Regions from separate parts of the Homo sapiens genome. Here region 1 is linked to region 2. A link is an interaction called in ENCODE POLR2A ChIA-PET data of the cell type or tissue named here. Cell type or tissue: Panc1. All regions are shown on one strand. Each heading gives the region's core, and the rest is flanking DNA. Links, peaks and the distances in the headings are about the cores only.

Evidence for each region. Peaks named below come from ENCODE experiments on the same cell type or tissue, not always from the same donor. Only the 100,000 strongest peaks of a DNase experiment are listed, where the experiment ranks them.
Region 1: POLR2A ChIA-PET joins it to region 2 with 9 read pairs; 2 of 35 experiments call an interaction of 5 or more read pairs at or near these places.

What each region holds. Positions count from the first base shown.
Region 1 is chr5:73,380,450-73,384,837 of GRCh38, reverse strand. No RefSeq gene overlaps it. Among named protein-coding and RNA genes, the nearest start is that of LINC02230, 45 kb to the right of the region's middle. In Panc1, for the core only: no CTCF peak of the experiment used is centred there; no DNase peak of the experiment used is centred there; H3K27ac peaks cover 961 bases.
Region 2 is chr5:72,905,203-72,909,540 of GRCh38, reverse strand. It overlaps TNPO1 (transportin 1), which reads right to left. Exons shown (of 25, transcript NM_002270.4): 24 at 4,096-4,238; 25 at 1-832. The coding sequence ends at 4,131. Among named protein-coding and RNA genes, the nearest start is that of MIR4804, 29 kb to the right of the region's middle. In Panc1, for the core only: no CTCF peak of the experiment used is centred there; no DNase peak of the experiment used is centred there.

The DNA of each region.
Region 1 (4,388 bases), core at 288-4,287, 480 kb before region 2:
TGGTCTAAAAATTTTTCCTTCTTTGTATTGGGCACCCAATTGGTCCTTCCAGTCTGGGAAGTCATCCCAATTAATTCTGGGAAATGTTCTTGTACCATATTATTAAATAATTTTACCTCTCTATTATCTCTGTACTTTCTTTCAGAAATTCAACTTGAATGTTAGGCCTCCTGTATTGATCTAGTTTCCTTATCTTTTTGTTTCTATTTTTTTCCATCTTTTGGTCCTTTTATTCTTTTTTTGAAATATTTCTGTAACTTCATCTGGACTTCAACTTTTACTGAATTTATTTCTACCACATTTTTAATTTCCAAAATTTATTCCTTATTCTCTTAATGTTTCTTTTTTAGAGCATCCTTTTCTTATTTCACGGATACAATCAATAGTTTTTCTCATCTCCTCAAAGATTTTACTTACAGGATTTGTTTGTTTTATGTGTGTTTTTAAAAATTTTCTCTACTTCCTCTTGGTTACTTATTTTTCCATTTTGGTCTTCATCTTTTGTTAAAGAGTTTCCTTAAAATATCTGATGATTTTTCTTCACTTTCTCATATTTTAGTGAAGAGAGCACTTTCCCCCACCTTACTGCCTACTAATAAGGTAAGTTGTAATATTAGAACAGGAAGGAATGCCTATCTTCACTTTACAGATGAGAAACTGAGGCATATGGTATTATATAATCTAGCTAATAAAATGCAGCCAGAGTGTGATGAATGTGAGCTCCAAGTACAATACTGACTCAGTAGGTAAAACTTATCCTTGGCATTGGCCCTCCTCTCTTGTCTTTTTCTCTCTCTCTCCCTCAGTTTGGTTTCAGAAGAAAAATCTATTGACATTTAAAATGAAGCAGGAATTAATGGCAAGGGAAGAGCTGGTACCTCCCCCTAACGTCACTCTAGTTTTCAGCATTTTAGCGGGGACTGTGTTTACTCAAATTAGCTGTGGAATCAACATAGATAACATTTCTTGATCTGGTATTGTGGTGTGAGGCAACACAGACAATTAATATTGGCCACTGTCCCCAGAGGTTTTACATTTTAGAGGAGATGGACTATTTATCTAAAAAGATAATTACATTATAATTTAGTTGCCCTGCACTCCTTGAGATAGCTTAACACCTTAAAGGTAATGACTGCTTGGCATCATAAGCCAACTTCACCCTGTAAGAACACTGAGATTTCAGAGAAGCCAACTTCACCTTCTAAGAACATCGAGATTTCAGAGGAAGATGTGGGCTCAGAGAGGGCAGCCAGGTCTGCAAGAGTTGGAAGTGCCCACAGGACAGTGGGAGGGCCTCTGTGGAGTCCAGGCAAGGGAAATTGATGAGCAAATGTGAGGGGTTATAATAGGTGACTCAGTGCTCTCCTTGCTTAGATCCCCAGAAGAACAGGGGTCAATACCCAAGCCCTCCGCGTCTGAAAGGCAGCAGTCCTTGGAGTAAGTGTGGGGGGCATGCAGGAGTGACACATGATTCAGACTCAACAGTCACACCAGTGTCTTCTAGTTCTTACTTAACCTTCTTGGTTCTCAACAGCAAACCAAGCTGCAGGGAGAGGGCTTTTTCAAGAGCATTGCTCTTCCGACCTTTTGAGTGTTTTTAGATGAAAAGACATTCTTTTAATATACTTGAAAAATCTGGAAGGAATAATATAAATCAATGCCTTAAGCTTTATCAGCTTCAAGTTTAGTCATTTTTCTTGAACTGAATTCCCCACAGCATTTAAAGAGCAGTAAGAAAGCAGAGCCGTCAGCCCCAGGAGCCAGTCTGGGAAGCTTTGTGATAAACTCGCGGGTCGACTTTTATTCAAAACACACACCAAATCCTATTTCAAGTAATCTTTGGCTTCCAACTTGGCACCCAGCAGCTGATTGAAAATGTCTCCTGGGTGTTGACCTTCCAGACAGACCCTTGCCCTGGAAGGAGCCAACCACCATTCTCTGTCCCCACCTTGGTACACACTCACTGGGAGGCTCCTGGATTCTTTGTGGTCAAGAAGCAGGGATTCCCAGGAACACGAACTTGAGCCCCCAAAGCCAGGAAGCCCAGGGCAAAGTAGGGCGCTGCAAGGACACAGAAGGGTCGCCAAGCCCGCAACCCAACGACCCATGTCAAGCACGCCTCGCCCGCTGCTGCTGGATGTTAAATGTGGGGTTTGTGTTGTTTTAATAAAGCAGGACAGACACATTTCTCACATACCAGGTTTCGCTACACCAGGCCTGTTCCCTCTGGAGGCAGCTAAAGTCGAAGCCGAGGGCGGAACCGCGCGGGCCGCGACTCCCGGTCTCCTGGGCTGCGCCCGGCCTTTGCGGCGGCCAGGGACGCGGGCAGCCTCTGCAGTTGTGCGGGAGCCTCTGGAGCGGCCCCGAGCTCATTTTCCACTCGGCTGCTTCCCGGCCGAGCTGTAAACCCAACCTGACGTGGGCTCATTAATTTGGCAGCGACTGGAAGACTGGGCCATGGCGGCGCACCCGGGAGGCCTTTGTGCGCCCGGGGTCAGGTCAGAGGGCAACTGAAACACGGCTGAACCCTGCACGCGGCTCCCAAGCGCGGACAGCGCGGCCGGAGCCGCTTCCTCCGGCCGGACGGCCCCGGTACCCAGCCTCCCTCCCCGCGGCCCCGCCAGCGCGGCTTCCGGCGTCCGGGAGCGCGGTGACCCGGACCCTTCGCAGCCACCGACCGCAGTTCTGCAGTGGGCTTGCTCCGCCCTGTCCTTTCTCCTCTGCCCGCGCCCTGGCACGAGCAGGGACAGTTTCAGGCGAGCTGGGCCGATGACCTCCGAGGCCTCCTGCCTTCGAGATTCAGTCGCTGGGGTTCAGCCCTGCCCTGCCCTGCCCACGCCTCCCAGCAGGCCCGGGGTCTCGCACCAGCCGGGAGGCACCTGGCTGGCCCGGAGCTCAGTGCCTGCCTCGGGCTCGGAGGAGAGGCCCGGGTGCGGCGTGCGGCCTCCCCGCCCGAATGCGCTCTGAGCCAGGCCCGGGCCCAGCAGCCCTGTGGCCTAGACCGTTGGCCCCTCGGGATTTTCCCTGAGGATTTCGGCCGCGCACCTGGGACCCAGGCGCCCGCGAAATCCCTGCGGCCGGGCTTGCGCAATTTTTGCCTGTGGCGCGGGCCTGACCTCGTCGGCCCGGATGGATGGGCGCGCCTCGTCATCGTCTATCTTCTTGCTCCGTGGGGCCCGAGACGGGCATGCGGGAGGAGGAACGCGCACCTCGGGGCGGGGACCGGAGGCTGAGGCGCCGCGGGAGCGCAGGGGCTGCTTCCCAATGTCGGGTAGGGGTGGCAGGCCGAGCCCCAGCGCCCTCCTACACCGGCCTGGCGCTGGAGAGAGCGCCCGCTGGATTTTCTTTCTCTTGTCGTTTTCTCGGCCGGCGGATTCGGACTTCGAAGCACCAGTGCCCGGGTCCCTAGCCCAAAGGTTCTGTCTTTCACAAACGCCTGAACCCCGGCGGCTGGAGGCGAGGTGGGGGCGGGAGGTGGTTCTGCTTTCTGCAAGTGGCCCAGCGCAGATTAATTTTAGCAAGTTTCGCAAAAACAGAGCGGCCTCCTCTGTGCCTTTAGGTGACTTTTGTGACATTTAGCAGCAAAGAAAACTATTTCCTCTGCCATTCAGAGCTAACCACGTGTAATTGGCCCAGAAGTCTGTTGTATTTTGGGGAACTGTTTGCGATACCCCATCTGTTTTCATCTCGCGCTTCAAACGAATCTCTGTTTATTCTTCCGTCGGGGAAATTGGTTTACACGCGCAGTAATTTTGGTGCGACACGAAAATAGTCTCTTGAACTAATGCTACGGGTCCGACAGGCTTTGTGACTGCTAACAACCCTCCATTACATCTGTCAGTAGACTTTTACACAGCCCCAAGGTCGGTCCCAGGTTTATCATCACTATTTGTAAACCAATTGGTCTCCCGTGATGACCGGAGACGCGGACGCCTGAGTCCGAGGAGGAGGTCGAGAGGCCCAGGAGTATTCGGGTCGCAGAGAGCAAAGCCTCGACGGGTCCTGCGATCCGTGGGACACGCCAGGCTGACAATGAGCGGTCCCTAGCAGTTTCCTTCCCCAGCCGCCCTGTCCTGGCGTTTGTGTCTTTTTTCTCCTCACTGTGATCCTGAGCGGTGGGCCTGGCTCCCCAAGTAACAGAGAAAGAGGTGGTCACAAGCCTGGGACCGATGCGTCGCTGACCCGGCGTGTTTTGCAGATCGAAGATGGACCGATGGGCTGGGGGGTGGAGGAGGTGGGGGTGGAGAGAGTGGCGGAGGCCACCTGGCCGCTTGGAGGGCCTCATGGGGACGGTTCGGTACTCCCCCACAGGTCAAGTCCGCTCGAGGACTAGGGGCGTGGAAGGTCAGGTCAGCGGAGTGAAGAGCTGGCAGGACGCAGTCCTGGTG
Region 2 (4,338 bases), core at 339-4,338:
AACCTTAAACTGCACTTTAAAAAGTAACATCTTGGCCTAGAAATTAAATCTAATGAAGTATAATCATCAAATTATATCCGCTACATTAATGTTCAATGCAAAATTAAGATGTCATCTTTAGTTTGATATGCCCAACCCCATTTATTCCTCCCTCCCTGCCCACCCCAAAAAAGGTAAAAGGAGTGACTCATTTGGCATTTCACAGGGTGCTTCATTGTTTATGTTTGTTTTGTTTTATTTCCAACTTTTTTGGGGTACCTTAAATTGTAACTTCCAAGAACCTGCTTCTACTACGGGAAGGCAAGCTGACTTTTAACTATATTAGTTTTCTTTGTGTAGTTCTTCATCAACATGCAAAACAAGGCCCCATCATGTGGGAAAACTTACATAAAAAAACTTTAAATTAAAAAAAAAAAAAAAGCTTCTTTACTATTTGTAACTCCCATTCTTAGGTTTCCTTTATTGTGCGCTATAGAATTGTTCCTCTTTCTTGTCCCTAGGCATCATTTATATGGTTCTTGTTTTGGTACAATTCCCCATAATATTCCACAATGTACTGTTTTGTGAGTAGACTGAATAGATTTTTTTTTTTTTGCTTCTTCACATCCACTGCGGAGTTGTAACTGGAGACATATTTCCACCCACAAAGGCTCCAGATGTTAAAACGTTTCCCAACATCGACTTAATACAGTGACGGCAACACCTCCCTCCCGCCCCTCCCAGTAGGGTTGGGATTGTACTGTATTCCCTACTGGTTTACCCTTCCCCCCTGTAAAGGGTAACATTTTCCCTGGGTGCAGAGGCTCCCTTATAGTCTCCAAGACTGAAGGACCTATAAGAAAAAGAACAAAAACAATTTTATCTTTAACAATCGTTTGTCTTTCAAAGCCAGTGGAACAAAAAATTAATCAAATAAGAATGCTATCTTTACCTATAAAGAAAATGAGAAATTTGGACAAATTGCCTAATATCGTGTTAGTCACTTATAACCATGCTGCTTCCTTCTCCTATGGCACTGAATTGTTTGCTGCATCAGGTATGAAAAGTGAGGTCAAGCTGGGTAGGAGAGTTGTATAGACAGGTGTACAACACTTTGTATAGTGAAATATGCCTCGTATGATGCTATCAGTCTAATTCTTTATCCCCTTTTGCAAAATGGGACCCAATGGGAACTTGTTATTTCTTATATAACAAGTGGCCTTACTTTCTTAAAAATAAAGTAGCACTTTCTTTAGGACAATCCTTAGAATGAAAACACCATCTTTTTTTCCCCCAGTATTCCCAATATTAAGCAAACAGAAATCCAACCTATCAAAACACAAAAGAGCATTTGTTATTTGGGGTTGTCTGGTATTTTAAGCCTAGAAGGCACTAGAAGTGTTCATTACCACAGCAGGGTCACTACATTCAGTAAGTATCAACAAACAAATTCTACATAAAAAAAGAGAGAGAGAAAAAAGCAAATTTAACATTTATTTATTTATTTTGGAGATAGCACCTTGCTCTGTCACCCAGGCTGGAACGCAGTGGTGTGAATATGGCTCACTGAAGCCCCAACCTCCTGGGCTCAAGCAATCCTCCTGCCCAGTCTCCTGAGTAGCTGGGACCATAGGTACATACCACCATGCCCAGCTCATTTTTTTCTTTTTAATTTTTTTCATAGAGATGGAGATCTCATCATGTTGCCCAGGCAGGTCTCAAACTCCTGGGCTCAAGCAATGCTCCCACCTCAGCCTCCCAAAATGCTAGGATTATAGATGTGGGCCATCACACCCTGCCTACACTTGCCTTCTTGATGTTCCTAATTAGTTCCCATTCTGATCCTATTTCACTTGGTCATTTCCACTATCTTCCAGTCACTTGGTTTTTCTGGTAGGAACTTTTTTCTATGCTAAACAGTTTTAATGATAAAAAGGATATTAAGAAATAAGGTAAGATTACTGGGAGATTTAAACTGTTACCTGATAGTGGTCCTTTTACAAACAGAACTCTACTACCCAATCATGCCAAGTTTTGGCCATTTATGAACGTTCATGTGAATTCACAGAGGGCAGTTAATCCATCTGTGTAGAAATATAAGCAATCCCTTTTCTCCTGCCTCTGAAGAAAAGGAAGAGGAGTACAAAAAGGCAGGAATAAAAGATACTGATCTACTTTTAGCTCTAATTACAAAACCGAGAACTATTTCATACCTTGTCTTAGAACAGTTAATTCATGATTGGTGATGAGACCACAGAGGTAATAAATCTGAAAGTGCTCAAGACTTGTTAGTAGCTCATTGAAGCTTTGAAGCTACAAGTCATTCTCATCTTTTGCATTCTCATAATTTAACATAAGGTGAATCCAGCACTTTTCCAAAATGCCAAAGCCATTTTGGAAAACAGCTCTTGAGGACTCAAGACTGAAGTAGGACAACACATATGAAGGGCTCTGACACATTCTGGAAGCTTTGAGTCCATTTCTACTACCTTCTAGGTTAGACAGCTTGGATGGTGAAATCTTTCCAGATTTAAATTTTAGCTTGGAGTAAACAAGCAAGCAAGCAAGCCAAAAAAACTCCTCCAATTCAATCTAAAGTGTAATTCAACTTGGTGTACATCTTCTGTACATGCTCATTCAGCACATCTTCTGGCTTCCAGTCAGATATGTCTTAATTCATGTTGAAAATCTAAAGATGAATGTCAAAACCCTGATATTTATTGTACTGGCCCAGTTCCTAACCTTTACTGAGTCAACTTAGTGTGCCAGGCAACATACTAAGTTCTGGCATCACATACAGTATAGTATTTAATCCTCAACATAACTCAATGACAAAACCGAAGCTCAGAGATGAGAACTGCTAGTCCCATTTAAGTACAGAAGAGCTCAAGGAGCAAGAGTCCAAATGAATATAGTCCATCCCAAATTAAAACAGAATCTTTCATTGCTTATTTTAAAATATAGTCCTAGGCACTGGGCTCAGTGGCTTACGCCTGTAAATCCCAGCACTTTGGGAGGCCGAGGTGGGTGCATCACAAGGTCAGGAGTTCGAGACCAGCCCGGCCAACATGGTGAAACCCCATCTCTACTAAAAATACAAAAATTAGCCAGGCATGGTGGCATGTGCCTGTAATGCCAGCTACTTGGGAGGCTCGGGCAGGAGAATTGCTTGAACCCAAGAGGCGGAGATTACAGTGAACTCAGATTGCGCCACTGCACTCCAGCCTGGGCGAAAGAGTCTCTGTCTCAAAAAAAAAAAAAAAAAAAAAAAAAAAAAAAAAAAAAAGAAAAAAAAAAGTGATGGGCACATGGTAGGTACTCAGTGAAACATACAGTGAAAAACAAAAACAGTGGGCCAAAACCCAACTGAGTTTTCTTTCAAAGCACGTGAAATGAAAAGTCCTTGTTACAGCAGAGACTATAAATTCATGCTCCAAAATGAAATCAATTTTACCCCATCACTATGAGTGCCGATGTCTTCTTGCAGGAAAAAAGAAAGAAAAAAGGAATAGTTGAAGCAATGTTGAGAAATCCAACCAGTGTACCAACGTGGATTTCTTTATACCTACGATTCAAACTGGAGCTAATCGTTTTTCTGGGCTTGTTGGTTCTATTAAGAAAATTTCTTTAGCCTTCACTTGAGTAATTTTATTTTCTATTTATTTGAGATGGAGTCTTGCTCTGTCCCCTAGGCTGGAGTGCACTGGCAAGATCTTGGCTCACTGCAACCCCCATCTCCCAGGTTCAAACAATATTCCCACCTCAGCCTCCTGAGTAGCAGGGACTACAAAAGCACGTCCCACCACACGTGGCTAATTTTTGTATTTTTAGTAGAGATGGGTTTTCACCATGTTGGCCAGGCTGGTTTCAAACTCCTGACCTCAAATGACCTGCCCACCTTGGCCTCCCCAAGTGCTGGGATTACAGACATGAGCCACCACACCTGGCCCACTTAAGTAATTTTAAATTTAAAGCCCAAGATAGAATGATATGAGGCTATGTTTTATTCAACCTCTATAGAAAACAAATAGCTTTTTATTCTATTTAGTAGTTTGAAATGACAGCCCTAACAAAATTTTCTTCATCCTGAAAATTTCCAAACTTCTTATAACTTACCCCTAATTTTGGGACTGCAGCTTAAGTGTATTAGATTAAACACCATAAAAAGCTGCAAGACGCTCTTTTAAGGGAAGAGGAAACTGGTCAGAGAAACGCCTCCAATTTTCATCGCCAACTTGATTTTTAAATCCATGAAGGATCTGTAAGAGTGAAAAACCATTAATTTATCAATAACAAGAGAAAAATTCAGATCAGCATAGCTTCTGAAATCCAACACAGCTGATTTTTTTATAAATTTTA